2 separate regions of the Homo sapiens genome follow, and region 1 is linked to region 2. Evidence: read pairs that join two places in POLR2A ChIA-PET (ENCODE). Cell type or tissue: A673. All regions are shown on one strand.

Region 1 (8,000 bases), 75 kb after region 2:
GCCATCTTGTGGTTTCCAGCTGAAAATGGCTGAGGCAGAAATAATATCCACCCCCATTAAAACAGGCTTCTCTAAGTGTTTGACCTTTGCATTTTCAGCTGAGAATTCAGCTGGTAGGGAAGAGACAAGGCCTATTTCCAGATGGACACAAGACACAGTAGTAACTGGGTAATCGGGTTTACCCTCCTGAGCTCCCATTGTCCCCTCTTGTTCGATTCATTGAGTTCTCTCCCCACTCTGCTCGTCTTGTTATTAATAGTAGCTGCTGTATGACTCCAGCTGAATCAGCCTCTGCCATTCCTGAATCTCAGCTGACAGCCATTTAAGTGTGGCTCAGCAATCTAAATCACAGGTTCTATTCCCTTTCTGATTCTCCAAGTTTCAGAGCCCACGCCCAACCATTAGGAACCAAATCTTATCCTGGAAAAGAACAGAAACTCAGAAACTCTAACAGTGATCACTCCAGCAGTTCACCTGCCTGATCTTCAACATTTTTTACTTGTTTATTAATCATGTAGGAGTTATGATTAGTGTAAATATCAAGGAGTCTGACAATCCATCGATACCTTTAGGGAAAGAATTTTCGAAATGAATCAAAGACATATCAGTAAACTTATGTATCTGCAAAAAACAATCTCCCCCAAATTTGCATTAGTTTACTTTCTAGATTCCAATAGCATATGCTCACTTATAATCAGTCAGTGAAAAACTTGACCACGTACAATGTACCAAGCATTGGGCCATGTGTTTTGGATAAGTAATAAAACAGACCTGGCCCCAGCAAACATGTTGCTGGCCATCTAAGAGGGAGGACATATTTCATTTTTAAAAATCTATCATGGATATCAGTTTTTACCAAGGAGGAGAAGTACAAAGTACAATTGTGGAATCCCTTTGTGAGATCTTCTCACCTTTCCCATGAGGCAGCAGGGTGGTATTACACAAAGAGCATGGGTCTCAGATCTAGGTTTGTATTCCAACCCTCACACTCATCAGCTGGTAATGTGGACAGGTCAGTTTAACTCTTGGAGCCTCAGTTTTCTTATAACCAGAATCAATACATATTTCTCTACTTTATGAGAATAGCAAGAGGATTAAATGTGGTATTGCATGAAAAGATGTTCAAGTTCCTGGCACAGAATAAATGGTAGCAACTTTCCCTCTCATTTCAACCAGGATGCTTCTGATAAGTCACTTAGTAACTTCTTCACAACTTCACCTTAGAGCTGGTGTGTGGTACTTAAAGACTGAAGAGTGAATTTATTATCCCCCCCCCAAAAAATCTGATTACTCTATTTTTTAAGGGTTATCCCCATTTATTAATGACCCTACTGCATGACAGGGCCTGGCCAGGTCCTCTATATCTATGCTATTTCTAATTCTCGAAACTTTAAATACTACATTTCAAAGCTAAACACACATACAATTAATATCTGGAAAGTCTCATTATCTGCAGTGGGAGATGAAGTCTCCTTCTTTCTCCTAGTATGAATGACAGCTTTGGTGTTTCCTAATTAAGAAGTTAAATTCAAAATGTCTTTTATCCTCATCCCTAGAGGCAAGCTGGCACTTAATGTAAAATGAAACATTTGGGATGACCATTTGAAGGCACAGTAGGAGATTTAAAAGAATATGTATATCTGTTTGCTTGAATCTGCTTGCTAGCAGCTCTGGTCAAACTCATGCTAATTCTCTCATGCTCACTCTCAGCTCTTCTGAATCGGCCAGGAAAGATCTTTTTTTCCATATTTCCTCCACCTTGGGAGGCACTGCTTCCTGCTGATGCCTTTATAAACTGGAGTCTAACTTTGGAGTTTACAGAGAAGGCTAGGAAATGTTCATTTCTAAAAGAATTTTAAGAAACATGAAAAAACCCACACACTGTAGCAGGATCAATATTCACTTATACTGCACTCCGAAGTACAAAAATAAATAGCCTTTTTATTCTTCTGTAATTGATCTGGTCTTCTTCACAGGCTTTCACCCAGTTGATGGCAACAGAAATAGATATTTGTCTGACCTAGTAATTTAGACTTCCTGGGCATCATCACATCTCTGCTTGAATGACCTGGGTAAATGCTCAGGGTTTTAGAGACTGAGCTCCCTTCCCTTGCTCCTCCTACGATGCATCTTGGATATGGGAGAAAGGATGTGGCTCATGCAACCTTGAGGAGGCAGAAGGGAGGGAGCCGGCTGGAGTCCTAGAGAGGTAGGTTGGTATCTGCTGCAGAGGGCCTAGGCTGGGCTGGCCCCTGGAGACTACTGAGGCATGACCTTGTGCCCTGGGCATTCTGCTGGGGCCTCTCTGTAAAGTCTATGGCTGTTATACCTCAGGATGCCAGACTCAGCTCTTGCTTGCAGGGTGGACACACCCAAGGCCTGGCCAGGAAGCCCTGCCCTGCTGTCCTCAGCAATGTGGCTCCTTTGTCCATGAAAGCAACCCCTTCCTGCCATATTCCCCAGTCAGGGTCTACAGAATTCAGCAGCTAGCCCTAGGGCATGAGGAACATTCAGTCATTTGAAAGTTAAGAGAGATTCAGGAAAGCCAAACCCAGGTTCTCCTCAGCCTAACCAGGCTATGCTGACAAGCGTCCTTTAATGAAGCTGCCCACAGAATGCTACAGGGGCAACCTGTGAAACAAATCCACTCCTAGAATAACAAGCACGCTGGTGGTACACACACACACATGCATGCACTTCCCATCTTCTGGGTTCAGGCCCAGGAAAAAAAAAATCAAAACCTGTGTGTTCACCCCTTCCTCATTCCCTGCGCCCCCTCTTTTGACAATGCCATGTAAGAATAGGTAGACTTGAGTTTTTGCTTCTTCTGACAATTGTTCTCCTTTGGGGCATTAAATCCTGTGCCCTGCCTGCTGTCAGGCAAGGGGAGTAGCCTCTACACTTGGAAAATCTTAACGCTTTAATCACCTGCGGCCTACTTCTTGATCTGGTAAAAACAAACAAACAAAAAGCCAGGGGAAGGAGTAAAAGGAGTTTAAAGCATCTAAAATTTTGTTTTACTGCAGAACCAAAAAATACTACTTTAAATATCAAAATTGGAATACTAACTTTTTGTATCCCTCTTGTAACCATTCTAAGAGGTAGGAGGATGCTCCAGTAAACTACAGAGATTATGTGTAGGTAAGTGCAAAAGAAAAAGAAATCTCAAAAATACCATCCTATTGTACTCTATCACGGCTCGTCAGTTCAATTCTCCAGATCCTTACTGAGTATCCACTACATCTTCACCATTAGAGTACTACAGGCAGCACAGAGGATACGACATGGTTTGTGGCTTCGAGGAACCTCAATCTAACAGGAAGAAGGACTCTACTCTTGGATAATAAAGGGCAAGATCAGACTTGCACAAATGAGCGGCGAAGGCAATAAATGCTAGAGCTGGTAGTTCAAAAGGCACTCTGCAGACTTCTCATTCCTCTTCCTCCTCTGCTATTGTGAAGTTCTTTATTTTTATTTTTTAATCTCCCTGCTGCTTAAAGGGAAAGCACTGAAGCAAAGAGAAAGCAAGCCACCACTGCACGCCCATGGCTGCAGACAGCCCTTTTTCCAGGATCCAACAATTCCCTGAGGTATAAGCAGAGTGGATGAGGACACCTACAGGGTCTCAATTTTGCATATGCAATTTGTGCCCATAATTATTTTGATTGCTTCACGGGTCACATAAGGCTTTTCGAAGCAAACATCCACTAATTAAATATTATTATGCAAAATGTCTTGTTCTGTGCAGGCTTCTATATGTGAAGTACATGCTACCAAAAAATCTTATATCAAATCAAACATGTCTGCACTGGTTTCATTAAGACCCTTTAAGAGAGTGGTAGATGTAATTTAAGAAAGTCTATTTTGAGGCCGAAGTGGGCAGATCACGAGGTCAGGAGATCGAGACCATCCTGGCTAACACGGTGAAACCTCGTCTCTACTAAAAATACAAAAAAATTAGCTGGGCGCGGTGGCAGGTGCCTGTAGTCCCAGCTACTCGGGAGGCTGAGGCAGGAGAATGGCATGAACCCAGGAGGTGCAGCTTGCAGTGAACCCAGATAGCACCACTGCAGTCCGGACTGGGTGAAAGAGCGAGACTCCATCTCAAAAAAAAAAAAAAAGAAAAGAAAAGAAAGTCCATTTTGTATGTGTGCCACATTTTCTTTATCCAGTCTATCACTGATGGGCATTGGGTTGGTTCCAAGTCTTTGTAGCCATAAAAAAGAATGAGTTCATGTCCTTTGCAGGGGCATGGATGAAGCTGGAAGCCATCATTCTCAGCAAACTAAAACAGGAGCAGAAAACCAAACACCGCATGTTCTCACTCATAAGTGGGAGTTGAACAATGAGAACACATGGACACACGGAGGGGAACATCACACACCGGGGCCTGTCGGGGGGTGGGGGGCAAGGGGAGGGAGAGCATTAGGACAAATACCTAATGCATGCGATGCTTAAAACCTAGGTGGGTTGATGGGTGCAGCAAACCACCATGGCACATGTATACACATGTAACAAACCTGCATGTTCTACACATGTATCCCAGAACTTAAAGTAAAATAAAAAAATTAAAAAATAATTTAAAAAAAGAAAGAGTCCACTTACATAGAGACTTAGAGGATGCAGAACTAAATGTTTCCAATGTTATTCTGGATTGTGTGTTTTTCTTTGCTTTTAAAAAAAGATTAGCATCAACATTTAATAAGCCAAATAGAGCACGAAGTGTAACATCCAGAAGTCAAAATTTCCTATACTTAGTTTTCTGTAGGTATCTCATTTGAGAATCACTCAGATTTCTGCCAAAAGGAAAACACAAGAAGAGAGTCCAGGAGAACTGCTTGTGGACAGGGTCAGGCAGACAGATGGACAGACAGGAGGAAAGAGAGAAAGTCACCTGTCACTGACACGTTTTTCCGCCTCTGAAATCAGATCACAGATTCTCATTGTTTTCTTTAGTCTCCTGCTCCACGGCCTTCCTCAGTGAATGGATCTACATCTGCTCCATCAGACTGGCCTGAAAAGCCATGGCCTCCATGTGGGCCTTCCCTCTAGACCTGCACGATTAACTCACATGCTAAATCGTATTTCTCTCTTGTACAAACCTTCAGTACTTAATAGCATAGAGACAAAGATAATTCTCTTTCTCCTTGAAGGTTGGATCATTCGAGGCTATAAAACAAAATGATAGTAGATTAACAGGAGAAAAGGTATGCAAATTTATTATGTGTGCATGCACATGGAAGCCACATGAAATAGAAGACCCGAAGAAGGACTGACGACTGAAATTTTTATAACTGTACAAAAAACTAGAGGCTAGGGCTCCTGGGGGAAGGTGGTGACAGATTCTGGGGGGATAAGGGGAGGAAGCCATGGATAAGCACAACCTGTCTTATTATGCTGAATTATCTCAGGGAGCAGCCCTCAGAAAGAAGAGATGGGAGCTTGTGATTAAGTTCCTCTGCCAGACCTTCAAAAGTGACTGACCTTCAGTCTCCTTTGCCTGTGAGATCATCTTTCCTAGACCTAGAATAGGGGACCTCAGAGAAAACCTCTGCCAGCATCCCCTGTTTGCTTTACCAATGTGGATAGATGCAAATTTCCTCTATAAGATGATAGCTTTTCAGTGCTATTTCTGTGTCTGCAGTTTTTCTGAATAACCGGCTCAAAATATGCCAAAGAAGTGTATCTGGGGGCGGCATAGTCTGGTTTCCAACAGCATCTCCAGCCTGCCTTTCTGATTCTCGCTCTGTAATCCTCAACACACAGCCTCAGTGATTCTTCAAGCTCTCCACGGCCTTTAGTCACCTTCTGTTTCTCAAATTTCTTGAAAAGATCAGAGACGGATTTGTCCATGGAGTGCAAGTCTGTACCAAGTTGATATTTTTCTTTCAAAAGGCCCTCCAGGTATTGCCGGCCTCAGCTCTATCGAGCTCCTTCTGTTCCTGAGCCTCCCCAGTCATCTGGATTATGATCCCTTCAAACCCAACCGTGATTTTCCCCATCTCCAGACTTTTCACTGGGAGCCCCTCCTACTTGCTTTTCTATTCCAGGCTCTCCCTTTACGAGGCTTTAACCACAGCATCGGGTCCTCCTGGGTGTCCTGCAGACTTGTCCTTGTCGGGGCATCACAATGAGCAGAGATGAGCTCATGGCCCTCAACAGGTCAGGAATGGTCCCCCACAGGAACAATTAGGGCTAAGACATCAAATTCCACTGGCTTTGCTTTAGACAGACTTCCAGAGCAAGGCTGTGTGCATCACAAATGCTGTTAGTCTCATTAGCCATAGGACTCAGTTTCTTAGGGCTGTCTTCTAAGAAAGGGTCAAATTTAAGGGAGAAAAACTCTTTTCTCAGGACAGACTTCTTCAACAGAAAAGTTACAAAGTACTACAAATAATTTACCTCATTCCCTGTGCCTAGAATATCTGCTCAATCTCTGCAGCTCTCCTCTTTGAGGCCCGTGGCAGGCTCTGGGCCCTGCTGGGATCACGGAGATGCTGACACTATGCATGGAAGGGCAAATACAAATCAGACAAAAAAAAAAAAAAAAAAAAAAAAAAAAAGCCAATTCTTTTTGTTGCAAAGAAAAAGGAAAGAGACCTTCCCCCTTGCCCTCTTCTTTGGGCATTTACCTTAGAAAACTAGTAAGTGTAAGCTCTTACTCTGCTACTTTGAAATGTATATAAATATTTTTAAAAGCTAAAGAAGGCTCTTACCAATTTTACAACCCAGGAATGTTTCCACAAGAACCTGGGAACCATCTCTTTGAAATATAATCATTAAGGAAGTTAAGGCTCCTATCTCTCAGTTTCCTGGGCAGGGTAGGAACCTAACTTCAATTGATGCCTGGATCCAAATTGCAAGTCTCCCTCCTATCATAAAGAGGTGGGAATTTCGTTTTTCCCTTGGATAAAGGCTATTATCAAATGCGGATGATCACCCCGAAATTCCAGGTGATTTTAGAACGAACTGCCTATAACAAATGGTGCCGGCAAGTCCTCTTGAGGATCAGTTTTGTTTATCTTGAAAACATGTATGTAATGGGTTGCATCTGCCTGGCTTTGTAAAAGCATGAGACTTCTTTCTGTCTTTGCCAAAATCACTTAATGGATTGCCTGGGATGTGTATCCCATTCTGGTTCAATGCTTATTCAATAATAACACTTTTTTCTCCTATGTTTGTTAGAGAAGTTTACTCGATTGGCAAGAGGTTTTTCTTCCTTTGTGCTTTGCAAGTGTGTTCCAGATTTTACATATTGCATGCTTATTACATATGTGATTTTAAGATATTTTACATTATGCCATAGAATTAAAATAATTAAATGTATCTGAATGTTTAGTTGCCTTAGGTTAAAATAAAACCAAATAGAAATTAAATATCAGGAAGAATAGAATAATTCTACAATATCCTGGATAACCTCTAACATTAACTATTATAGGCCTGATTTCTCCATCTGAGAAATGAGGATTACATAACTCATATTAATCAATTACAGGCTTTTGGAAGCTGTTTAACATCTTCTCAATGTATCTCAAAGTACAGTAAACATCTGGCTTAAGCACAGTTCTCCAGGCCCTCCTGACTTTCATAAAACTTTCTCTGATGAAGAGAGACTTCTCTTGAAACCATGACCCTTCTGTTAAGAAAGGGAGAAACCAACAAGTTCAGTGATTTTCAAGAAGTCAGGATACAAATAGTAAAGAAAGGGGTCTCTTTGACATTAGTATAAATCTACCACCCTACCTCACCCCGATGATCTATTTTAAAAAATTCTGTCGCAAAATATTCAGAGATTTCCTCATTGAAAGTGTTTTTCATTGTTTTAATGGCACAACATACTTTAAACCCTAGAAATAAACAAACAGTTTCCATACATTTACTTACACTTGAAGAATTTCTTGGTGTCATGGCAAACCCCTATCAACTACAATGGGGATGGTACTAGTTTCAAGAGGCCAAAGAAGTGACCTGGAGCCAGCAAATGAGACGTAGGGTTTGTT
Region 2 (8,000 bases):
TCCATCACTATCCTCTTGGGTACTATCAGATTTGGGTTTGAATCATCCTCACTAATCTGCTCAGTCAAACTGCAGTGTGAGTCCTGGCAAATCCTTAGCACAGACATCGTTGGGGCAAATCCTCAGGTTGCACTGCTGTCTCTGCTATTTTTGATGGATGAAATGACCACTTTCCAGGGAATGAGACATCTGGGATGAACACCAGCTGCCCTGGAGTGTTTGCAGGTGATCCAGGAGGAATATTTGCCCATCTCCAAAACCACAGAGTGAGGGTCTGGTGGAAATGCATGCTTAGCCTCCAGCCACATCTGTGGGAGGAAAGCACAAAGTGTGTCTCAAAAATGACAATGAGGCTGCCTGGGTCAGCAAACCCATCAGTGAGATGCTGTCCAGCGATCAGGTATTCTGGTATTTGATACCCTTGTTTCTCCTTGTGATCAAAGAAAGGTAACTAGGCTGTGTTTAGATGCCCGCGCCCCACCCCACCCCCCCACCCCACTGCCATGCTTAAGCTGTCTGGCTAAATGGCCAATGCCCACCCCACAAACAAGGGACATTACAGAACAATGGAGCGTCTGCCTAGGAAAAATCTGCATCAGGACTCCTTTGTGATGTAGCTGTTTTACTCTAGTTCATTTTCCCTGTGCTGTATGCTTCTCATCCAGGGCTCAGCCACCTGGCAAATACCAGTTAAGCTTCATGGAATTCTGTCCTACAAGAGTACACAGAAGCTCTCAAATACATTTGAGACACTGCAGAAAAGGAATTTTCGCAGTATTCAGAAGAAATAATGGCAGGGGTTTTCTCCAAGTTCTTACCTTGTGTTCCAGGACATCATCTAGGAGGACAAGATGGATTTTCCTAGAATCCCAAAACAACGTAACACAATATGCTAGGAAAACCAGGATTCCACTCCTGGCTCCAATATTGACTAGCTGAGCAACCTTAGCTAAATGTTTTAACTCTCTAAGCCCTTACAAAATAAGGATAGTAACATTTACCTTGCCTACTTCCTAATCCAACAGCCTGCTGTAAAGATGAAATGAAAAATTCTATGGACAAATTCCATGGACAAGAGGTTTTTTTTTTTCTTAACTTTGAAACACAAAGTAAATATTAGTGAATATTAGTAGACTGCATGTCTTGTTATGCTACACCAAATTAGAATAACTCAAAAAAATATAAAATGTGAGAACCAAGTCAGAAAAAACCATCCCCCAGACCTCATGGCTCTGAAAGTAGTTGCTATCAATACCCAATGAAATAAATACTCACAGGATCGTTGACATTTATTGTTGAAAGGGAGCTGGGGAAGTCTTTAGTTGAAACAGTATAACATAGATGTGGAGAGTGTGGATTTTGTAGTAAGACTACGTAAGTTTGAATCTGGCTCTGCTACTAACTGCCTTGAGCAAATTACCTAATCTTACTTAAATCTCCACTCTTTGCCTTTAAAATTGCAATGATGATTGCACATACCTCATGGGGTTATTTTGGAGATGGACCAAGGTAATGAGTATAAAGTACTTAAATGCTGTCGTTAGTGCTTTTAAAATGCTCAATAAATGATAGATATCATTGTTTCATGGGGCTAATTGTTTTATGATGTGCAGAGAAAAGAAGTGGTTTATACAAAAAGAAAAAAAACTGAACTCAGATCTAATTCTTTCTTTAGGAGTCCATGTAGAATTTCATGTTTTCCATATGATTTAGAAAACATAGAATAACATTGGCTGAGTTTCTAGATATCCCCACTTATCATTGGGAGTGTTCATAACTTCTGTGCCCCAGTTCAAGTCCAGTGCTGAAAAAAATTAAAATTCAGTAAAATTTTTAAAAAGAAAAAACAGACTAAGGCAGATTGATGAGAGGGGGGCAGCTCACAGTAGCATTATGGACCTTCCCTGGCATCAAAGAGGTCATTTTCTGATGCCAATTTTATACCAGTTTTAAACAGAATTGAAATGCCATGAGATACCTTATCTTGAATTTGATCTGTTGCAAAGGTGTCTCCATAGATTAATTACTGGGTTTTCTTATGCGTGTCTTGGCATTGTCCCTGTCAGTTCAGCTACAGTGGTTACAGAAACATTCCTATGAGGCTATGTCATATCTCCAAAGACATCAGGTTCCTTCCCACCCCTGGCATCATGAATCTTATTCCACTCAGGAATAAGTGTCTCTGCTCTGCTTCATCCCAGATATAATCTAACAGAGACTCTTCCCTTTGGCCAGAATTGTTTGGGAAGTAAGCAGGGAAAAGGGCCTGTGTTCTGATGAGGCCAGAGCTAAGCCAGAAAGCTGAAGGAGAAAAAATCCTGTATCTGATTCCTGTAGCCAACATGGTTTTCCCTCTCTTCTCCATCTGCCAAAAAACACTTTTCTTCACTGAACAGAAGAAACATTCTCTCTTTCTATTATTCTCCAACAGCCCTGTAAGTCCAGAGCCAGCATCCTCTCACTGGATTTTAAGGCATCAATACACTGGGAATCCAGTGGGTCTGACTTTAATACTGGCCAAGAGCTGGGCTTTATTACCACAATACTGTGTCACCTATGATGTGTCTTTTGGCATGAGTTCCTGAAGAAGGGCACACTCATGTTAAAATCTGTACTCCTCCCAACAGGGATATTCCTCTCTGATGAGCCATAGCACTTAGTTTCTGCATCACGTGTTGGGCAACATTATTTCCTAATCCATCCATTCTATTGCTCTGTCACCCTGTTATTTCACTCTTCTGTAATTTGTCTTCTGCTTATCTCACTTCATCAACTAGATTTCACATTCCTTGAAAGCAAATCATGTAATGCTGTTGTCTTTTTATCTGTATTAAAGGTTTTGGTGGTGATGTTTAGCCAGAGCGCCTGGCATTTCTTCCTCTCCTGTATCAGTCACACAAATACAAAAGAAAAATAAAACAAGGCCAGGTGTGGTGGCTCATGCCTGTAATCTCAGTGCTTTGGGAGACCAAGGCAGGAGGATTGCTTAAAGCCAGGAGTTCAAGATCAGCAATGAATGATTAGCTCAAGAAAGTTGGGGAATTATGTTAATCACATAATACCCACTCCACAGGAAGAAAGAAGTAATACTTCTTCCTTCCTGGTTGAGAAAAAGAAACTTTTATAAAACTGTTTTCTCTTCTCCAGTTTTCTTCCAACTCTAACCTTTCCCATCACCAAGACAACCTTTATAACAAAAGGGATAAAAAGAGAGGCTTCCTATGTTTGTACCACTGAAGAGCTTTGTCTCAGCATGGAGGTATTCCATTGCTTACAACATCCCAAAATAGTCCTTAGCTAGAATCCTCAGCAACCAATCGGCTTTGAAAGAGTCACATTGCCTAAGTTATATATAGATAGATAGATACAGATATTGATATATATAGATTCTATATATATACATATAGAGAGAGAAAGAAAGATGCAGAAAATGGCAAAGCGATTGTAAAACAATTAATTGGTATATCAGAAGAAAAGAAAAGAAAGATACTATGCAAAAAATATGGCCCCTCACACCCATTCTCTCTTGAAAGCAATGATGTTGGATCCCTCCCTGAGAGTTCTACTTGAACAGGAAATTTTCACACAGTTAATATTAGACCTCTAGGGCATCCAGTCTATTCATGCACTTCAACGTTTCAAACCATGCCTCTCCTCTGATCCTTTGAAAGTAGCTGCCTGGAGTGCTGTACTGGGGATTCTCATAAAAAGATCAGGTTCACTATGACAGCGCTGTGATAGATTAGCAATGTCTGCTATGGACAAAGTAGAGGACAGTATCCGCATGGATGCCAGGGGTTTGTTAGCCCTAAAATACACGTTCCAAACTGGAAATATCAATAAAGTAGCATGGAAAACCTGAGGAGGGGCATTAAAAAATATTTTCAAAGGTAACTGTATTTTTAGCTAGGCCTGAAAGAGGGACAAAATTTCAGTGTGTGGATTAGAGGGGCAACCTGACAGCTGAAATTGAATAGCATAAATAAAAGCACAGAGGCAGAGAAATTGGGGCTTTTGCAACTTTAAGAAATAAATCATGGACTATTGTGGGTGGTGGGTTCAAGAGATGATGGTGACCCAGGGTCCAGTCCAATGATGTCCGGTAGAAATACAATGTGATCCACATGAATAATTTTTTTATTATTTTGAGACAGTGTCTTGCTTTGTCACCCAGGCTGGAGTGTGGTGGCACAATCTCTGCTCACTACAACCTCTGCCTCCCAGGCTCAAGCGATCCTCCCACCTCAGTATTTTTTGTAGAGACAGGGTTTTGCCATGTACTTCAGACTGGTCTTGAACTCCTAGGCTCAAGCAATCCACCCACCTCAGCCTCCCAAAGTGCTGGGATTACAGATATGAGCCACCGAGCCAGCCAACATGTACAATTTTAAATTTTCCAGTTGCCACATTAAAAAAATAAAACTTTTTAAATTAATTTCTTTTCTTTCAAAAACATTCCACTGTGGACAAATCATTAGAGAACTCACAGCAAAATTCAAAATTCTTTAGATTAATGAACGTGATGTAGCGGCTGAATTATGGCAGCTTGCATGACACAGACAAGGGGAACCATAAACTATGTGATAACAACAGTATCATAAAATGAAAAGAAATAAAAGAATATCCCCAGTGCTCTGGTTCTGATCAGACTAGCCGATAAGAGGAGAGAAGATAAAAAGGGGAAAGGAAGGCTATCAATGCTGTAAGCTTGCTAATAAAGAACATCAACAACTGCCTGCTTGGCCTCTTCTATGAAGAAGAAATATGGGATTCATTGTTTTTTCAGGAAGAATCTGAGTTATTCCTTGCAAGTTAATAACCTTGGGGAGGTTTTATAGTTGCATAGCTGGATTAAATCTTTATTATCTTTTTTAGGGTCCACCTTTTTTTTTGAAGAAGCAGATCTTTTTACATTGTGATGGCGATCTTTACAATGAGGATTATTATTCTTTCCTAGTTTCTTCTCCCAAGGCTTCTCCCCATTATCATTTCCTGTACAAAAATGCACCAGATTTGAACTCTCAGGAGGAAGCCTGCTAAGATTATCAGGGAGTTAGAATGCTACAAATGAGTGGTATGACACTCTGGAAAAAGCACAAGCTTCAGAGTTAGTCCAAATTGAATCCAAACCCTGGTCCTGGTTCTGTTAGTTATTAGCTGGGAAAACATGGCCAGTTTTCTAAACCTCGCCTAGTCTCAGTTTCGTGATCTCTAAAGTGGTTAGAATAATGTCTGTCTTTTAGAATTTTTTTGAGCATAAAATGAAATAACTTATGTAAAACCCTTACACAGGATGACACCAAAGATGCTCAGAAATGAATAGTTCATTATTGCAATCAATACATACTGGTCAGGTGCCTACTATATTCTAGACAATATTCTAGGGGTTGCTGAAACAGCAATAAAAAAAAAGAGAAAGGCTCACTGATGTTATTGTTTTGTAATATCCACGATAGTGATTGCCATTAGTATAAATTCCCAATATTACCTAAAAGATAATATGGCAGTTATCACATGCCTGACCTAAAAATGAGATAAAATGTCTGAAGCTAGATGTTTTTCTTAGAAGTTCTCCAGTCCTGCTTCTTTATTTTGATTATGGGAGAATTTAGCTCCAGGAAATAAAAATCACACTGAAGTCTGGAGATACAAAAATGAGTAAGACCTAGTGCTGTCTCCAACTAGCTGATGATTTTAACAGAGGCTACAGACACATAACAAGACACCAGCAGGTGTTTATCAGTGTGATATCAGACTTTCACCGAAGGCAGCCATTGGTTATGATGAAATGTGAAAATGCACATAAAGTGCTCAGCTCAGAGATTTCCCTTCAAGCTCTGAATCTGTGGTGCAGAACGACTTTTCCAAGTATTTTTGAAAGTCTCATGCAATGTGAAATCCCCTGATTCTATATCAAGGGCTTCTACCATGCCATCCATCTTGTGAAAACTGAGAAAGCTGTATTAGACAGGCAGGAGAAAAGGCATGCAAAGATTCAAATTCAGTGGTAAAATCTCTCAGGATTGATGGGTAACAACAGAGGTTCAATCATATCCATGTAGAGAAAAAAAAACAATAAACGCTGATTAGCAGACATGCTCAAGGATGGCATGGGGAGTTCAATATATTTGAACCTTCTGGTCAGCTGATTGCCAAAGAGAATTACTTTTTATTTCAATGTTTTTTTCTCTCCAATTTTTTTTTCTTTTTCAACTAGCAGAAATATAGTTAAGATTTTTCTCTATATTGAATCACAATAAATAATAACTCTTACTTTGTTATATTGTAAATTCATTCTTGCATTCATTTACTCATTCATTCATTGAGGATCCACTATAAGCCACTGTGGAGCTGTGAAACTGACCTACACAGATTTTTTTTACAGTCCTTGCATTCACAAAGTTTATGGTAGAAAGGGAATATGGACAAGTAAAGGAGCAATCACAGTATAGCAGGACATACATTATGACAAGAGAAGTAGAGGGTTCATGGGAACACATAGGAATGTCACTCAACCCAGGGTTTAGGGAGCAGGGAAAGTTTCTGAGAAGTGATAGCCGAACATGGACCAAGAGTGCTCAATGCAGAAGAAATAGCATGTGCAGAGACATGGAATTGAAAGAGAACAAGGAATTTCTGAAGAACTAAAATATTCAATTTGTTTGGAGTGTTAGATACAAGGAGACAAATGGCAAGAGATGAGTCCTGAAAGGTAAGCAGAGGAAGATCATGAAGCCATTAGCACATTTAGATTTGGTCCTAAAAAGACTTGGATGATGTAGAAGGAAATGATGAAGATAATGATGAAAAAATAATAGGCTGTGGGGTAGCCATTTGTTATTATGGGGAAAAGAGCTAGTGGTAGAGGAGTCTGCAGTAATATGAGTATTTACTATTGAGCATCTATAATAAGCCAGACTCTATGATAAGCAATTTCTTAGTTAACACTCACAATCTAACATGAATAAGTGTATAACCACTCTGCTGCCATGTCAAGAATGGTTTAGAGGAAGACAAAATTAGAAGGAAAACCAATCAGGAGGCTACCCTAGAATCAAAGTACAAACTCATGGTGGTTTAGACTAGACTAGAGTAATACTGGTAGAGATGAAAGACATTTGAAAAATATTCATGTCTAAGATTCAGGATCCTGGGTACCCTATGGATGTTACTGTAAACATCAATTCTTACTATTTATAATGCAATCTAGAAATTTTGGGTTATTGGATTGTATCTGTATTGAACCCAGATCACACTCTTTATATGTCCTGGTTGATCAAACCTTTATAAGGAATATCATAAATTGTTGCTTTTTTTACAACAGTCAAGTTCAGAAACAAAAAGCATTCTGTCTTTTCAGAGCTCTAGTAGTCAGGGTTATAAATATTGCACATTTTGTCATTAATAGAGAGTGAATAGGAAGAATTACAAGGTCCCATAGAGACCCACACACTGTGATGAGATTGACCGAAATCTTTTCTTAGGAATTCCAGCAAATGTTTAGCCCCCAGAGCATTGCTATAAAGAGGGATATTAGTTCATTTACTAACGAACTCACGGTGCAGAATGGGCTGTATGGGATAGGGTGCAATTATAATGCATCTTTAGTCTTTCTCATATCCCCAGTTAAGCACACTCTGTGAATCCCTTTATCCTCAGCCCAGTTGACTGTCAGGCAGGCCCATGACTTCCTGGTCCCTTCAGGTCAAGAATAGTCTCACTTCAGTAATCAAAATACCTCATCCAATGTAATAATCAAAACTCAAAACCCATGCAATGTAAGATTTCTCCCTCCCCTGCTCCCGAGGCATTCCTCAGTCTTGGAGCCTGCAGTAGGGACAGGGATGTGTCCATCAGCTGTGTCCCACACCATCTACTCCTCCCCACACAGCATGATTCTAGAAATGGCCTCAAAGCTCTTCATCCTTGGGCTCAGAGGAATAAAGGATGAGGGTAAAAAGGTAGAGTTGGCACAGTCTCTGTGGCAGTGACCATTGTAA

What was found. ChIA-PET counts read pairs that join two places held together with the same protein. Peaks named below come from ENCODE experiments on the same cell type or tissue, not always from the same donor. Only the 100,000 strongest peaks of a DNase experiment are listed, where the experiment ranks them.
Region 1: POLR2A ChIA-PET joins it to region 2 with 12 read pairs; 2 of 35 experiments call an interaction of 5 or more read pairs at or near these places.

What each region holds. Positions count from the first base shown.
Region 1 is chr11:36,694,809-36,702,808 of GRCh38, reverse strand. It overlaps the pseudogene LOC100422241. Among named protein-coding and RNA genes, the nearest start is that of RAG2, 100 kb to the right of the region's middle. In A673, a CTCF peak has its summit at 5 (motif pointing left); a DNase peak (open chromatin) is centred at 3,358.
Region 2 is chr11:36,769,462-36,777,461 of GRCh38, reverse strand. All of the region lies in intron 3 of LOC107984326 (a long non-coding RNA gene), which reads right to left. Among named protein-coding and RNA genes, the nearest start is that of RAG2, 180 kb to the right of the region's middle. In A673, no CTCF peak of the experiment used is centred here; no DNase peak of the experiment used is centred here.